Linked DNA regions of Homo sapiens: region 2 is linked to region 1. A link is a loop called in an ENCODE intact Hi-C map of the cell type or tissue named here. Cell type or tissue: PC-9. All regions are shown on one strand. Each heading gives the region's core, and the rest is flanking DNA. Links, peaks and the distances in the headings are about the cores only.

Region 1 (9,047 bases), core at 3,029-7,028:
ACAGTCCTGCTAGAAATAAAAATCCATAGCGAAGCTTAGCAATTTCTGGTTGCTAAAAGGAGATAATTTGGAACAGGGTGGAATCTCGCATTTATTAATGGGTTATCATTCATGATCAGGTTCGGACTCTAGGTAATGAAAGACCAGTAAAGCTTAGGGGGACATGGCCACCTGGTGCTGAATCTCTCCTTCCTCTTCCAGTCCCATCCCAGAGGGAGGCAGGTCAGGACTAGAGTAAGATTAACTTCCAGAAGAAAGGCTTTCCCTCAATTCCCGGCCTGGAGCAACCAGCCACCAGCTGAATCTAGCCCTGTGGACCCCGGTACCTCCTGCCTTAGCAGCAATGCTTTTGCCATTTCAAATCTGCCACTTCAAATACGGGGACTGAGTATTTGAGTCAGGAAAGAGTCCCTTGAGCTCCTTCTCAGCTTATCCAGAAAGATGCAGAAGGGGATAGACAATTGAAATCAGCCTGAGGCATGCAGCGTGGCTGGCCAAATGAGACTGCATACCCAGAAATGGCCTGGCACAGACTCTTTTTAGCAAGACTGAAGCTGCGCTTTTTGGAAATGAAGATACAATCTTATGTAAACCATATTAAGAGGTTGGTAGGCTGGGGCAGTGGAAAGAGACCTTGCTTGGGATTTCGGAGCCCTGAATTTTATTGTGGCCTCTGATACTGATTCACAGAGTCCCTTCAACTTGATATGCCTCAGTTTCCCTTCATGTGCTGTCAGGGGCTGTGTCAGACGACCTGCCCGCTTCGCTGCACTATGAGCTTTGCTCTGCTTCAGGAATCAATTGCTGACCAAAAAGAGAAATAGAATTGTTCGCCAAAGACCCAGAGTGTCTTGATCCTGGGGTATCCTACGGCTCCTCGGATCTCCTCCTGGTCTCACACCCGCATCCCTTACCTTCCAGTCTGAGGCAGCCTGAGGACTGTGGGAGGGGAGGAAAGATCACGCCCTGATATTGGATGGAGATGGAGAGATTCCAAGAGAACTAACAGCAGAGTCTCAGGAAGGGTTTGCTCACTGAATGGAGAGGTCAGGACTGGGACGGAGCTTAGCAGCAGCCGCTGGGCAGCAGCCCCTGCGCTCCCCAGCTGCCCTGTGCTCCTGGCCGAATCACAGGGGAGTGAGAGCTTCAGGAGACCCACATCTCTAGCCTGGACACATGAGTGATATTGGGCATCTCCCTCCCCTTCTCTGGACCTCAGTTTCCCCCACAGGATTCATCCGGGAGGGGCCTCTTTCCCCCGCACCACGGTCGGCCTGAGGCCGGGATGAAGCGCGCTTGGTGGATGCCCTGGGCTTCTCCTCGTTCGATGCTCACGCGTCCCTCCCGCCGCCCGCCTGTACCTGCACCGCGGGCGCGGCCAGGCTCGCTGGTCCCGGAAGCGGGCGCGCCGTCGGGAGCCGCAGGAGAGGGGCGGCGTCCAGGGCTGCCCCCGGGACCTCGGGTCTCCAGCCTCCGGAAGCCCGGGCGGGCCACGGGGTCGGGGGCGGCGGAGGGCAGCAGCAGCAGCGGCCAGAGCAGCAGGAGGAGTCCCGGGAGGCGGCGCGCGGGGGCCGGGCGCGGCATGGTGGGCTCCGTGGGCCTGGTGGTGTCCGTCGGGGGCCAGGAGCCCACGCGAGGCTCGGATTTAAAGGTCCCGCGGCCTCGGGCCCCGCCCCGCCCCGGGGCCTCGAGCGCCAGGCCGGCCCGGCGAACCCCGCCCAAGGCCAACAAGGAGCCTTGTCCGCGCATTCCAGCGGCAGAAACGGAATGTCTGGGCGAGGCGGCCAGCGGCGCGGTGGTCACCTCCCGCCCCTGCCCTAAGCCCCGAGCCGGCTGCAACTGGGTGGGCTCGGCTGCTGTCGCAACCTCCGTCCTCCCAGTAACACCGGGGCAGGGGGGGCAGCCATCCGCGGCTGCAGCCTGCCCGGCCCTCCACTCTCCCTCCCACCCCAGCGGGGCCTGCGCCCCAGGTACGGGATGGGGACCCCTGGGCTCTGCTTTCCCTTCTGCCACTGGTTTGCCCGACTGGGGCTGAAGATGAAACCCTGCTCCTAGCTCTACATTCCTTTCCTCAGCCAAGTAACCCAAGTTTTGCTGTGGGCTCTTGTTTAAAAAAAAAAAAAGAAAGAAAAGGCCTCACAGATTCTAGGGGCATGAATAGAAACGCTTTCATCCGAGCTTCAAATATCCACAAACATTTGAACTTATATTACCGGGAATAGAAAGTCAAACATACATTCCCCAGAGAGCCCCGTTAGCTGGAAGGACAGCCTGTACCAACACAGGCTTCAAAGGCTCTCCCGAGGCCCCATTTCCTCTCCGGAAGAGTTAGCATGGTACAGGGCTGGAGGCTGCCAGGGGACCCCCATGGAACTCACTGTCTGTGAGAAGGAGATTTGCATAAATGTGGTGTCTGTCTACGGGAATGTGGTGGATTTAGGAAAGAGATACTGACTGCCTGCGGAGACCAGGAAGACTTCTAAAACCAGGTGACATTTGAGCTGCGTCTTAAAACAATGGGCGCGAGTTCCAACAGAGCCTATCTGGTCGTCCTATTTCACTATTTTCCCTCTACAAGTGATCCTCCTCACACGATCCTAAACCTCACTTCTCATATTTGTACCCCATGCTGGTAGCAGCATTATACACAATAGCCAAGAGGCGGAAACAACCCAAGTGTCTCTCTTTGTGTGAATGGAAAAGCAAAATGCAGTATCTACGTACAATGGAATACTGTTCAGCCTTAAAAGGGAGGAAATTTTGGCAGATGCTACAAAATGGATGAACCTTGAGAGTATTATGTTAAGTGAAATAAGCTAGTCACAAAAAGACAAATACTGTATGATTCCATTTACATGGGGAATCTAGAGTAGTCAAATTCATAGAGACAGAAAGAATGGTGGTTAACAGGAGCTGAGGGGAAGTGGGGATGGGGAGTTGTATAATGTATCAATGACATTGGGCAGTGATAGTCACACTGAGGGAAAAGGTCACTCAACTCCCACTGAGAACTCACCAATTTAGAAGGACCTTAGAAGAAACGAGAAGTTTGTAATAATGGGAAGAGGACACTAAGAAGTTTGAAAGAAACTATGCCAAGAAGAGGAGGGATTGATAAATACAGTATTTGCAAGCTCTGGTGGACATTTGTCTTTCGTCTTGCTTTTAGAATGATCCCCAAAGCCTTTGAACCCTACATTAGTCAGGGTTCTTGAGAGAAACAAAACCAATAAATTTTATATACACATACATATAGAGAGAGGGTGGGGGGAGTAATTGAGATTATGAGGGATTGGTTCATGCGATTATGAAGGCTGAGAAGTCCCACAGTCTGCTGTCTGCAAGCTGGGGGCCCAGGAAAGCCAGTGGTGTAATCCAGTCCAAGCCTGAAGGCCCAAGAGCAGGAGAGCCAATGACATAAGGCCCAATCTGAGTCCAGAGACCCAAGAACCAGGAATGCTGATGTCCAAGGACAGGAGAAGCTGGTTGGCCCAGCTCCAGCAGAGAACACATTTGCCTTCCACTGTCTTTTTGCTCCATTCAAGCCCTCAACAGATTGGATGATGCCCACTCCACTCACATAGATGAAGGTGATCTTCTTTGCTCAGTCTACCGATTCAAATGCTAATCTCTTCCAGAAACATCCTCACAGACACACCCAGAAATAATATTTAATAGCTATCTGGGCATCCATTAGCCCAGTCAAGATGACACATTAAAATTCACCATCACAAATACCTTCCTAAATTTAGGGATTTCCAACTTCATGAGTCAGCACCTCCCCAAGTTGACTCCAAGAACTTGCTTCCCCAGCATCTCTTGCAGCTAGGATGTACATAAGTGGCCCAGTCTTCATCGATCATATGTGGTGTCTATGCCAAGCAGCAGTGACTCTAGGTCTCCCATATAGCAAACCTGCAGTATAATTTTGGGAATGGTTGATGACTGTGTGGCTTCCAAGCTTGATTCTTGAACCTTTCCAGAAATTATTTGAACCACTTAATATCCAGGGCTACATATGGATGGTGTAGGTGTACATTGCACAAGTTCACAGGGGCACTATTCACATTCGTAGTCAACACATATTGATTATAACATTTGGAATTCCACTTCAACTGGGGAGTGATGTTTCTTGAGGAATGGTTGGCTTTTCCATTTGTACTTTGAGCTAGTAGTGGGACAAATAATACCCTTAATATATACTTTTTCTGTTTCTTTATTATTATTATTATAAACAGGGTCTCATTCTGTCACCCAGGCTGGAGTGCAATGGTGTCATCAGAGCTCACTGCAACCTCAACTTTCTGGGCTCAAGCAATCCTCCAGGTTCAAGCAATCCTCCTGCCTCAGCCTCCCGAGTTGCTGGGACCACAGGTGTGCACCACCACGCCCAACTAATTTTTTTTTATTCTTTATAGAGACAGGGTCTAATTATGTTGCCCAGGCTGATCTTGAACTCCTGGGCTCAAGTGATCCTCCCACCTCAGCTTGCCAAAGTGCTAGGATTATACATGTGAGCCACCATGCTTAGCCTCTTTTTCAGCTCATTCTAGCAGGAATGGGTTCTGTTTGCACCAACAATGTGGATATATTAATCTTGTGATTTTTTTTTTCTATTGCATACCACTGGGGGGCACTGTTTTAAAGAGCTCAAAATAAAAATCTCAGCTCCCTGGTGAATGTCCCTACACATTCGTTGTCAGTATCTCAGACAATTTCAGATGCTGGTGTATGAAAGTCATGCCATCTTGAATGAAATAGAAATTGTCTGATAAGTTTGTATCTCCAGAGTTCACACTCCAGGGCGGTTGTCTTACATCTGATGTCCAAAGATTGTCAAATAAAACAAAGGTAGCTCTTCTGACAGAGGAATTCAGGTGGCTGTAGGGCCTTCTTGCATGTCACCAACTCAACTGGCTGCTGGACCAGGTGGTAACTTTGCTTTCAGGTGTTTACTTGGGAATATTGCAAAAGCTATATTTCTCTACCACTGCATATTATCTTATACTACTTTGTCAAGATAAAGACTAGAATAACTTTTTGATAACCTAAAGACTTAGGTCATAAAAAAGCCAAACAGAGGTTTTTTGAACTATTCAAAAATCTAAGAAATACAACAAAGATTTATATATACACTTTACATTGTTTTTAGAATTTTATTATTTTTAAAGTAGGTAATACATGCACTTGGTCTAAACTTTGAAAAGAAAAAAGAAACCGACCAAATGTTAGGATTACTTTCAACTTTGCATTACTTCTTACAAGCAATAAATTCAACATCTTGGGAGAATTATTTTTCTCACAACTAGGATTTCAGCAGTAGAATAAGACTTGCAAGCTACTTAAGGAACCACTTGTCTCCTGCTTTGCTGCCCTTAATGTGTGGATTTTGTTCCCAAGGCTGCTGGAACTCCAAGTATCATGTTGGCATTCCAGGATGAAGGAAGAGGGAAGACCAAAGGCCAAAGAGCAAAGGACCAAAAGATATTTGCTGCTGACATCTCATGGCCACACCTGGCCACAAGGGGGTCTTGAAAGGTAAGTTCTTAGCTTTTTTGATCCACAGTGAAGAAGGCAAAGGAAAACATGCATTGGAATGGGAGTTGACAGCTAACCTGTGGCATATACTACAGGTATATGGTGAAAAGGAACTATCCCAACCACCCTTGCCAATAACACCACTGTTGCCAATGTCTTGAATGTGCATAGACTTGTAGGTGTAAACATTGAAAAATACGTGTGCAGACATCCACTGTTCTATTGAAAGAAGACATATGTTTCCAACTTTAGACCAAAAAATCTACCCCCAAACAAGTTGAAAAGTCCTTTGATTCCATGGATGCATTGGAGAAAATGTTGTCAAAAGATGTCCCAAGACTTCTTAAATCTGATAAATGACAGACCATGTACTTGGAGAAAAAAATTTGTTTTCTTTTGTGTTCAAAACTGTCTCAATCCCAAGGTGGAAGTCTTTTCCAGAAAGTATAGAACTCTTTACCTATGTTTTTTGCAATTTACCCACCTGAAAAAAACAAGTAATTATGAAAAATGAATATGTTCAATAGCCTACAAGTTGTATTGCCATCTCTGTTTTTTAATTGCCACAGGGATTAAGATAGTACAAATTACGGATTGGTACTACCCATTAATATTTATTTTATTAAATAAATATTTCTAGACTGGATGTGGTAGCTCATGCCTGTAATCCCAGCACTTTGGGAGGTGGGAGGAGCGCTTGAGCCCAGGAGTTCAAGACCAGCCTGGGCAACATAGTGAGACTCCATCTTTATGAAAAATTTTTTAAAAATTAGCCAGGTGTGGTGGCACACACCTATGGTCCCAACTACTCGGGAGACTGAGGTAGGAGGACTGCTTCAGCTCAGGCCATTGAGGCTACAGTAAGCCATGATCGTAGCACTGCACTCCAGCCTGGGCGACAGAGTGAGACCCTGTCTCAATCAATCAATCAGTCAATATTTCTGTGAATAAGCAGAAAACATGGAAACTAAATCTAAACTCTTGTGTTTTAAGGCCTGTGCCTATTTTTAATACCAAATTCTTAGCTATATGAGAGTAGCTTGCAAATGAGATGAGGTTGAAGGCAAAGTTTGGCTTGCTCTAAAAAAGAAAAAAAAACACTATTTCTGAAACACAGGAAGCACATTTCATTATTGCCAGTAAGTTCTGAAGAGGGCTGTTAATGACCTACTATTATTAACTAACATTTACAACTTAAGACATATTTCTATTCAAAATAGTAGAATCAATATTTGAAAAGAGCAACTCATAACACTTTTGCTTCCTTTAATAAAAGATTGGTTTTAATTTTTATTGTTTCATTTTAGAAGTACAAGCATGAGCATTAAGTTTCACTAGTAAATAAAAAAACAATTATCAAGTCAGCCAGTTCACTGTAATGTCTTCCCCAGAGTTGATTCTCTGAAGCCATATTGTAAATTAGGTTTTTCAAATTTGTTTTTACCACAATTCACTATAACAACACATTTTATATTATGAGCCAGTTACTGCACAAATATATAATACATATATACAACAGAAATAAGTTTTTTTTTTTTTTTGAGACGGAGTCTTGCTCTGTTGCCCAGGCTGGAGTACAGTGGTGCGATCTCTGCTCACTGCAAGCTCCGCCTCCCGGGTTCACACCATTCTCCTGCCTAAGCCTCCTGAGTAGTTGGGACTACAGGTGCCTGCCACTATGCCTGGCTAATTTTTTTTTTTTTTTTTTGTATTTTTAGTAGAGATGGAGTTTCACCGTGTTAGCCAGGATGGTCTCGATCTCCTGACCTCGTGATCCGCCCGCCTCGGCCTTCCGAAGTGCTGGGATTACAGGCGTGAGCCACCGTGCCTGGCCCAGAAATGAGTTTTATAAAGCAATATTGACAACACATGTGATGCACTCCAATGATTCCTATTTTATTCAACTCCATTCATTTCTATTTCATTTTCTTAAAAATCTGGCTATAAACATCTAAATAGAATTCATGATTCACTAATGTTTGAAAACGTCTGTATTAAATAGATTTTCTTCTGCTGCCTCTGCCCTTTCAATCTATTACAAGTGTCTGGTTTGTTGCTTCAGTGGGCCTTACTCACTTTGTAATTATTTAATATGTATTAAATGCATTCATTCCATCAGACTCCACTAGAGCATAGGCTCCAAGAGGGCAGAGGCAATGCTTGCATTGTTTGCTACTAAATTCCCAGAAATTCTACCTTACCACATGCAGGTTCACAACCTCTGTTAGGACTGAGACTTCAGGAAATGGGAGATCATGGAACAGAGCTGATATTCAGCCTTTCCTTGGCAGAGTAGTCAACAGGCATGATAGATTGTTTGTAGGAAGAGAAACAGCCTGGCACTGCTTTTTCCAGGAATTGAGTGGTGGCGAGTGCTCTGTTTCACTTCACTGACAACAGACTGCCCTGTGCTGGGCATTGGCTCCACAGACCATCTCTTCCTTGGCCTTCTCTAGCAGTGGAGTGAGATCCTCCTCCAACACCAGGCTCCTTCTAGGGAAGAAGTTTGGGGGAGACGCAGCCTAAAGTGTAATGTCTGTTTCAGCACATTAGCATGTGAGCATCTGTGGAAATTAAAACTATTTAACCAAGGCTAGAAAGTAAATTAAGAGTTGCTTTTCTTTAAAAAAATCACTTTAATATTGCTATAATTTTTTTACAATTCTAAAAAACTATTTATTAGTCAACTTTGGCTAGGTTATGCTATGGTAACCAATGGCCCCACACTCATGTTCTTATAACAAAGGACGTTTATTTCTTGCTGTGTTATGTGTCCTTCATAGGTTGGCTGCAGCTCTCCTCCATGTCTTCTTCATTCTGGCACCCAGACATAGGAGCAGGCCCAATCTGGAATGTGCTGGTCTTGAGGCAAAGGAAGGAAAAAAGATGGTAGAATCATGCACCTGCAAGAAGGTGGCAAATCAATTTCATTCACGTTATTGGCTGGAGCAAGCCACGTGGCCAAGCCTGATGGCAGCAGTTGGGAAATATTAATATCAACTTTTTGCTGGAAAAATGGCAAATATTTGGAAACTACAACAGGATCTAGCACAATTTATTTAGACATTGCTTATGATGGGGATAGATGGGGGCCCTCAGAGGGCCCTTCTCTTAGAAGATTCAACAAGAACCCTTCATCTCTCATTCCAGGTTGGCTTCTCCTCAAGAGGCCACTCACGTTGGCTGATCTAATCCTAACCACTTTCTAACAGCTTTTCATCTTCATAAGTAGATAGCCTTGGTGGAGCAATTTCTTTGTTCTTGTTGCTTGGTGTCCTGCGAGTAGGGAAACTGCTAGCTCTCAGCTCAGGCCAAATGGGAAGCATGGTTGGAATCCGCTTCCAACAAGTTGTCACTCCCAAGAGTCATGCCCTTTCTTGACTTCGGGTTGTGCAGAGCCTGGCTCTAAAATCTCCCAGGACACATGCAAGGCCATGGATCCCAAGATATATTTTTTCCACATCCTAGACTTACTGATTTATGACAAAACATGCAGTTGTGCTATTTAC
Region 2 (9,047 bases), core at 2,471-6,470, 78 kb after region 1:
GCTAATGAGAGACCACCAGGTTAGGGGGAGGAGAGGAGCCTAAATTCTGCTAAGGTGTAGACATAAATTATTGCCAGCCATTATTCCGGAGGTCACAAGATACACAACTTTTCCAATCACTCCTGCAGATAACATCATTCTTGTGGAACATAAGGTTGGCCTTTTGAGATAGCTGCTAGCGCCTGTTTTTATCAGAACAGAGCAGAAAAGATTCTTTTGAACTGATAGCCCAAATATCAGTGACTCTGAGTTCCTATTAGCAGGAGGCAGACCCTCAGTACCTCTGCAGCCTGTGTTTGACCTCTTGGTTATTTTCTGGGCATCTTCAAAAGGGGACCCCAAGAGTTCCCGAGCCCATTGGTCCACCACAGATGTCCTGGCACTCCTGGTATCCTCTCTTGGTCTGGCCTCCCCAGCCAGTGCCCATTGCTCTTCAAGTTTCCTGAAGGACTCTCGGTGATGTGATCACCTGAAAGCCGCCAAGGTCCACTCCCCATGGCCAGAGCAGTGATGGTGCTCTGCCTCCGTGTAAATGAGGAAGAAAAGTGCTATTCCTGATCCTGCCTCCCACCAAGTGCCTCATGAAAGCAGCCCCTCGGCTTCCTCCCTCTGTTCAGCCTGCACCCCCTCAAAGAAGCCCTCTCCGCCTGGGATGGCCTCCCCAAGCACACTGGAGCGCCAGCTCATGGAGGGCAACATGTCCATAGCTTGCTGACAGTATGCACTCACACAGTTCAGCTATTAATTTCAACGTGTTGATTAGGTGGTGTTTATAATATTTTTATTTTTTTAGAAACAGTTCTTTTACTTCCGAACAATGTAGTACAATTATCTGTGAGCATATCTGTGGTGTTTATGTATTTTCATTTTCCTGAAGAAAAAGCTTTCGAGAAGCCCTCATAACGGCCGGTGTGAAATGCCTGGGCAGTGACCGCCTCACCCCAGGAACAAGCCACGTGAAGGCCCAGGGTTGTCCCTCCTCCTCCTCCACACTTCGGAAGCTCTTTTCTTCCCTTCTTTCCACATTGTCCCTGCACATACACCCCTCGCCACCTCCTACCCCACACAAATTCCCAGCAGCTTTGGTGACAACTCAGACATTCCTCATTACACGGGTCTATACACAATCTTTTATGAGTTAATAACTACAGTTTCCCCCAAGGACAATGGTCACACTACATTTGTGGGACTCAAGGGCCCTTTTTGCTGAGGAAGGAAAGAAGCCAGGAAAAAAAGGAAGGAAGGAAGGAAAGAAGAAGGAAGGGAGAGAGACAAGGAAGGAAGAAAAGCAAAAAGAAGGATCTTCCCTAAAAGACAACTGAAGCCTCCACCTCTGGTGTCGGAAGCTGTTTGCAACCCCTTTCCCACTCAGGGAAGCGTTAAAGTTCTTAGGGGTCAGCTTGAGGTTGAGCCCGTTACACAGTGTGAGCACTCAGGTGTGAGCATGCAGGTGTGTTGTGTCAGCGTGTGTGTGAGGGTGATGTGTGTTCACACTGTCCAGGGCTAAAGGGGTTCAAAATACCCTTCTTATTCCATTTCCACCTCTTATGACCTTCAGAACCTTGAAGTTTTATCAGAGGAGTGCAATGGAAGCAGTTCCTCCTTCCATTGCAATCACCTTCTCTCATCTGTTGGGACCTTTAAGAAAAGGGTGGAGACTATTCCTGAGCCAATACTAAGGGATATTGCAAAAGGCAGAATGAAGCTGGGGACGTACAATGAGACCTCCTGGGAATGACTGCTGCGAGGAAGCAGCCTGAGCCAGATCTCTGGCAGGCGGTGTGAGGACCTCGTGATGGGGGCCTCATGATGGCCCTGACACAGCGGGGCCAGGCTTTTGAGTAGAAGGGACAGCTGCAGGGAGTTAGAGGTGCTGGCCCACGCAGGCAGAGGGGAGGAGTGCCAGCGATTATGTTGGCCTTTTTACACACTGATTTTTTTTTTTTCCCTGAAGGTAAGGATGGGGCAGAGAAGGTTCTCAAGCAATATTCTGAAATGAGCATGAATCGATGAATCATTTTCCAGAGCTTGGGGGCTTTCCAGGGACAGTGAGCCCCAGGAATCTGACACATGGACTCTTACCAAGAGAAATGGAATTCCTGAGTGGGGACTGCACAGGAAGCAGTAACGCTTTTCAGCATAAACTGTAGTCATCCTGGCCAGGGCTGCAGGCAAGTGAGGGAGCAGCTGCGCCCGGGGTCTAGCAAAGCCCTGGTTCCTCCAGTGAGACCCAAAGCATCTCCTGAAGGAAGGTCTCTTAAACGACCCTCAGAATCGGATTTCGCTCTGCATCGAGTTTTCTGAAACTTGAAGATCAAATGCTGAGGTTACAAATGCTTTCCATTATTTTCTTCATGGTTTTCTAGATTTTAAAACATTGCTCTAGCCAGGGTGTTTTCCCAGCCCCCACGTCCATGGCACCCCCAGTCTCTTCTCTGCACATCTGGATTTCCTACGGGGTTTCACTGGTGTCCAGGGCCGTCACCCAAAGGTGCCTGGCCTGGAGTAAGCAGAGGCTGGAACACAGCCTGAGCCTGGAACACAGCCTGAGCCCTGCTTGTCAAGTTCTGCTTCTGACCAGCGGAGGGGGGCCCAGACTGGGTGCCTATTTCTAATTCCTGGAAAGGTATGTGCCCGCCGAGGCCCAGCTGGTGTCCCCCTCTAGATGAAGTCACCTGCTGGGGCCACCACGACCCACCTGGGGCCCGCTGCCAGATCCCACCAGCCTCTGCCGCCTTTGCCCGGTGCCACTGCCACTGCCCCAGGTCACCACCATGATGATGAACCAGGCTCCCCATGAGGTGCCATAGCGGCACTATGTTGTCTGGGGTCTTCCAAGCCACGTTGTTACAGGAAAATGCTACACTTCCCAGATGGTTTCAAAGTGCAAGCTGCAATAACTCACAGAGCTTTGGTGAAGTCACTCATTCTATTTTAACTCAACTATGGAACTAACTCTACTGTTGAAGGCATGAGGGCGCCGGGCGGGGGAATGAACCAGAGTGGTGGCCATTCTGTGGGCCTTCCAACATTCCTCATCTTCGAGATTTGTCAGTAAGGGATTCTTACTGATTCAGACTTGGGTCTGGGTCCTCTTTGTGAAGATACACTTTGTGTCCTCAAATTTGAATGTTTTCCCAGAAAGCTCTTGTGTCCCCAAGACAGATTTCTGGTGGCCTCCCCATCACTGAGCCAGGCAGGCCCACACATGCCTGCCCCAGGCTTAGGGTGGGGCGTGCTCCATCAGAAAGAACAGGTCGATCTTCTTTCCTTCTTCCCTTCCTTCCAGGTTACACAGCGACATGCAAAGTCCTCCCCAGTATGGACCACATTGAAGCAGGTGTGAGGCAGACACCAGGGCTTCCCAGCCACCAGGCTTCTTTGGCCACTTTTTCGTCTTGTCCTGGTAGAAGGTGGCCATGAATCCAAGCACCCCTTCCAGCCTCACGAGATGAATTAATTAGCCTAAACTGTTTGTGGTAATTCCTTTCCCCTTGTGAGCAATTTGGCACTTTTTGGCACCCAGTCTCTGGTGTGACCTCGCCATCCTCATTGGCACAGCCACCCTGGGAACAAAAGCCATCCTCACGTGTCGCTGAGATCCCAGCCATGTGCACACTCAGCCCAGGTAGGCTGCAAGGGCAGAAGCCTCTGAGACCCACTGACTCTTAGCCTTAATTCTTCCAAATCAACTTTAATTTGCCCCAAATCCCCACACACCAGGACTGTGCCCAGGCTGTGGGGGTCTTACACAGCGTGAAAACTTCAGGAACTTCCTGCTGTCATCAGTTACTGGTCTTCCTATTTACCGTTTGGACAACCACAGACTGAAGGAATCTGAAATGGACCCGTCGGGTCAGTGGCTCTGAGCCACTGTGGGAATGTCTGGCAAGGCTGGAAGCCCTGGGGTCTAAGGTCCAGGGGGCCAAGGTGCACCTGGGCTGGCCTTTTGTTCACAGGCTTCCCTGTGATCTCCCTCCAGCCTGGGAGAAAAAAAAAAATCTCTCTTCCATGCTCCTCTCAAAGGCACCCCCTGCAGGACATCCACACGGTCTCTCTGGGAGCTTGGGCTTTTATTAAAGACACAGCAAGCCTGCCTTGCCAAAATCCCTCAGACAAGGCCATGCCAAGGGCTGGCGACCTCCTGGTAATGTGAGAAGACACCAGAAGAACACGTACTCCTTTTTCAATTAACTGTCCCCCCATCTTTCCGAGGAAATCTGACTCCTGTACCAAGCTTGCCTTCTAAACAGGTTGAGAGCCTAGAAGCCAAGGGACAGGGCTGTGAGGGGAAAGACTGGGCCCAGCCAGTGAGTGGGGGGCAGCCTGGGAGGAGCATGTTGGCAGCATGAGCCCAGCAGGGAAAGAAGGCCTCTGGCCTCTGTCCTGAATGGCAGGAGGAAGTCACCGTCGGCCACCCTCACAGCCCAGGGTTGGGGCTTCTGGAGTGACTGATATCACCCCACGTATGAATCTGGCCCTGATGCCAAGGACTGTGATTCAACAAGGCAACTGGGGCCATACACAGGGGTGCTGGGCCCTGTAGGAGACAGTGGCAAGGCCCTGCTCTCAGGCTCCTGGGTCCCAGTGGGGAGGCAGCCTCATGCATGGATCCTTAGCCCGTGAGGAGCAGGATGGCTGCAATAAGGAGGAGGAAGCCTGAACAGCTGATTCCTCCTTGGGCGGTGGGTGGGGTTGGCTCTGTGGGATCTGAGAAGGCTTCTTGGGAGAGGTTGGGTTTAAGTTAGGACCTTGAGACAGGCAGGAGGAAGCCATTCTAGAGAAAGGTGGCAGTTTCTGGGAGGGGTTTATAATTGAAGCTGGGGCATCAGGGGTATGTCAGAAGAAGGAGGGGCAGTGGAAAATAAGCTTGTAAAAACAGCTTGAGGCCAAACCACAAAGAACACTGAATGCCTGGGGAGGGGGAGTTTAGTTTGAATTTTTATTGTTTATGCATGGTCATAGTTTAAGGATCCCTGCCCCCAGTCTCAGATTTTGCCTTTTCCTGCTTCCCAAGCTTTCAGCTGGTTCTTTTAGTATTTACCTTCATAGCTGTAAATATTATGCTTAGATTACTATTTGATTTTTCTACTTATAATGTCATTCGTTGAGTTTCTGCTACAGAAGATGAGATGTTTATGTATAGTGAGAGCAGTATACATAAACATACTTCCTATCCCTTCAAATAGAGTTACATTATAATTTTAGTTCATTAATAGTTTGCATTACATTATTATTACTACATCAACAATACTCACAGCTGAATCATATAGTAGACCATGGTAACCTTTTGCTTGCTTATTTTGTACTTTTCCTGAAATTAATCATTACCTTGTTGTTTGCTTCTTTGTTTTAGTTTGTTTAAGTTTCTAAGTACTTATTACTAATGAAACCCCAAAGTTTTTGTCAAGTATAGACATCTCCTTTCAGGCTGTTCAGAAAGCCTGTGGTGTCCTACCAACTTCACCCTCCTGGGAAGCTCTTCTGAACCCTAGAGTCCTGTGCATAACCATTTGGGAAAATCCCTTCATCTCTCTCCTGGGTTAAGGTCCCCTTGCCTTCTTCCTCATTTCACCCCTATGTTTTGATAGAGCACATCCCCCAGTAGCTTTCTGAGAAAAGGTGCATTTGGGGCCGTGATACTTGAATACCTGGAAAAGTCTTTTCTACCCTTGCAGTTGATTGATAGGTTGGCTGGGTATAGGTTTTAGGTTAGAAATCATTTTCCTTTAGAATTTTGAAAACACTGCTCCATTGCTTTAAAAAATGTTGCAACTGAGAAACATAAAGCCAGCTTGATTTCTGTCTCCTTTGTATGTGATGGGATTTTTTTTTTCTGTTCTTCTGGGAGCTTTTACATCTTCTCTTTGTCCCCAGTGTTGTGAAATTTCACAATAACCGACCTTGCTGTAGGTCTCTTCATCCATTGTGCTGGAATGGGCCCTTTTAATGTGGAAACTTGTCCCTCTTGTCTGGGACATTTTCTTGAAATATTTCCTTGACAATTTCTCTGACAGTAGGTATTTTTTTCCACCCTTTGAATATAGATGGAAATACCATTTTCCCCAGAATGTAACCAGATCTTGTCGTTCTAGAATGTAGCCAGGGAAGCAAAGGCATCCAGCTAAGTTTGCCTGTGGTAGGAGTCAGAGCGTAAGCTTACTTTGGAAAGGGAGTTCTGCGGTCCACTTTCTGCCTCCGCTGAAGGCCTTCATGTCGATGAAGTGCCTGGGAGGTCCTAAGTCTCATCTTATTAGAGAAACTGCTCCTGAACAGCCTAAGATGTCACCCCATGCATCAGTTCATAGTCTCTTACTCTGCTTGATTTTACTTGCCACATCATAGGTGCTCAATGCTCATTGTTTGTCAAATTGAATTATTTGGGACACAATTTTCCCGTCTGTAAAATGAAGGTGCTGGACTAGAATTCTAAAAGTCCCAGTAGCTCCAATGTCCAACAACTATGCTTATGTCACTGTGTTGGAAAATGACTTATAAAAGGGAATGAAATAGTCTCTGTAAATATGTTTCTCTGCCCACATTTAATGAATTGTCTACCACAATGAGGGGGAGTCCTATTTGTGGGAGCCTGTGTCCATCCTACTGAGTCAGTGGTTGATGGGGGTGGGGTCCTGGCTGCTGAAGAGCCAACTGGGACCGCAGAGGCCCCTCTGAGAGCCCTCAGGCTGCCAGACACAAAGCCTGTACCACCTTCAGGATCTGAGCAAACTCAGTGAGGCTGGACCAGTGAGGAAAACGCCCTCCGTCTAGAAGAACAAGTTACTCCTTCCCCTTCTAGAGGCCCTGGGAGTTGTCCTAGGCTGTTCTTACCCTGGCCCCTTCCCACTTTAATCTAACCGATGACCAAGCCTCCTCCATCTGCTCCTAGGGTTTCTCACCCACCCACCCTCTGCCCTCCATTCTCATAGCCTACCTCAGATGGCTTTCATCATCTTTTATCTGGCCCCTGTCAACTGCCTCCTAACTCCCATCCCTCCACTTAGTTTGTGCTCTAAAACATTCTCCTGGCTAGGCCTGGTGGCTCACACCTGTAATCCTAGCACTTTGGGAGGCCACGGTGGGAGGATCTCTTGAGTCCAGGAGTTTGAGACCAACCTGGGCAATGTAGTAAGATCCCATCTCTATGAAACACTAAAAAAAATAGCCTGGCATGGTGGCACATGCCTACAGTTCCAGTTACTCAGGAGGCTGAGGTGGGAGGATGGCTTCAGCCCAGGGAGTTGAGGCTGCACTGAGCCATGATTGTGCCACTGCACTCCAGCCTGGGCAAGAGAGAGAGACTTTGTCTCAATCGATCAATCAATCAAACATTCTCACCAGTCACCAGATACACCCTTCCAAGGCACAAAACAGACTGTGCCCTTTCCCTGTCAAAAACCTTCCACTGCCCGGCTGGGCGCGGTGGATCACGCCTGTAATCCCAGCACTTTGGGAGGCCGAGGCGGGTGGATCACGAGGTCAGGAGATCGAGACCATCCTGGCTAACACGGTGAAACACTGTCTCTACTAAAAATACAAAAAAATTAGCTGGGCTTGGTGGCAGGCGCCTGTAGTCCCAGCTACTCAGGAGGCTGAGGTAGGAGAATGGCGTGAACCCGGGAGGTGGAGCTTGCAGTGAGCCGAGATCGCGCCACTGCACTCCAGCCTGGGCGACAGAGCCAGACTCTGTCTCAAAAAAAAAAAAAAAACAACAAAAAACAAAAAACAAACAAACAAAAAAAACACCTTCCACTGCCCCCGCCAATAGGAGAGAGAAAAGAATTCCATAAACACCCGTACTTCATACTTCAGTATCATGGCAGACAGCGCCCACCGCACGGTTGTGCCACCTGAGTCCCATAACAGCTCTCTGACCCAGGCAGAAGTCCCCTTTGAAAGATGAGAAGCTGTGGCTCCAGGGGACACATGACTGGCCTAAGGGCACTCAGGAGGCCTCCTGGAAGCTGGGTCCCTTACCTCCAGCCAGGGACCCTCCCAGTGCCCATCCCCTCCCCTAATTACCTCTAAAGACCCAGTCTGGTTACTTGCTATGAACCAGTCTCAGGCATTGGGAACCACAGGGATGGGCCAGAGACACACACAAACCAAGAAAACATCTTTGTGGTATCACAAAGCAAAGTGTGAGATGTCAGCCGGAACCAGGAGTGGCCAGCCTGGACGGTTGCCACTATGGAGGTCCCCGGAGTAAATGTCCGCCTACCCTCACTAGGACCCGTGGGAGGCCAGTGTTCCAGCGGCCACTTCAGGAGACACAGGGTCAAAGGGCTGATGTGTCTTTCTGTGATTCCGTCCTGAGGGGCCAGAGGGGTGTGACCAGGGAGTGCCTGCCCCAGCACATAGGATGCCCCAGTGTGGAGTCCTTAAATGAGCAGGCAGCACGTGTTTACTGGAACCCATATTGAGCCAGAGAAACACAAGAGAGGTAAAAATTATATCATTGTAAACAAGAAACCAAAGTTGCTTTTCGTTAATGAGGTGAATAAAACTGACATTTGCATCAGTCATCTTGCATCCAGCACAAGAAACCTGCCCGTGGGTAAGGCCGCCCTCTTGCGTCGCTGCCTTGTAATGTCAACTCGTCTTAGCCGCATCTGCCCCTTCTCCCTGCGTGCAGGTCAGCACTTGGTACGTTCCTAGGGAAACACCAGGCTTCAGTTGGCTCCTTGGGGCAGGGGCAGCAGCCGCCCAAGCCGGGCTACAGCTACTCTATCCGAACCAGTTTGTTCCTTGACACTTTTTACATGTTTACGCTCTCAAAAATTATTGAGGATCCCAATATGTTTATGTGGCTAATATCTACTGAGTTATACCATACTGGCAACTAACACTGATAATTTTAATATTTATTTAAAAATTTCATTTTATAATATAACTTTTTCTTTTTCCTTTTCTTTTTATTATTTTTTTCTTTTTTTGAGACGGAGTCTCGCTCTGTCACTCAGGCTGGAGTGCAGTGGCACAATCTCGGCTCACTGCAACCCCTGCCTCCTGGGTTCAAACAATTCTTGTGCCTCAGCCTCCATCTC

The links. Peaks named below come from ENCODE experiments on the same cell type or tissue, not always from the same donor. Only the 100,000 strongest peaks of a DNase experiment are listed, where the experiment ranks them.
Region 2: a loop joins it to region 1, with 8 times the contacts of the local background. A loop is called at or near these places in 105 of 110 quality-filtered maps.

The regions. Positions count from the first base shown.
Region 1 is chr2:20,011,048-20,020,094 of GRCh38, forward strand. It overlaps MATN3 (matrilin 3), which reads right to left and starts at 1,621. Exons shown (of 8, transcript NM_002381.5): 1 at 1,362-1,621. The coding sequence starts at 1,584. RefSeq lists an enhancer at 725-1,337. In PC-9, for the core only: CTCF peaks have their summits at 4,610 (motif pointing right) and 4,811; a DNase peak (open chromatin) is centred at 4,634.
Region 2 is chr2:20,089,783-20,098,829 of GRCh38, forward strand. All of the region lies in intron 2 of LAPTM4A-DT (LAPTM4A divergent transcript), which reads left to right. Among named protein-coding and RNA genes, the nearest start is that of LAPTM4A-DT, 42 kb to the left of the region's middle. RefSeq lists enhancers at 1,476-1,977, 1,978-2,477. In PC-9, for the core only: CTCF peaks have their summits at 4,035 (motif pointing left) and 4,235; a DNase peak (open chromatin) is centred at 4,039; H3K27ac peaks cover 1,503 bases.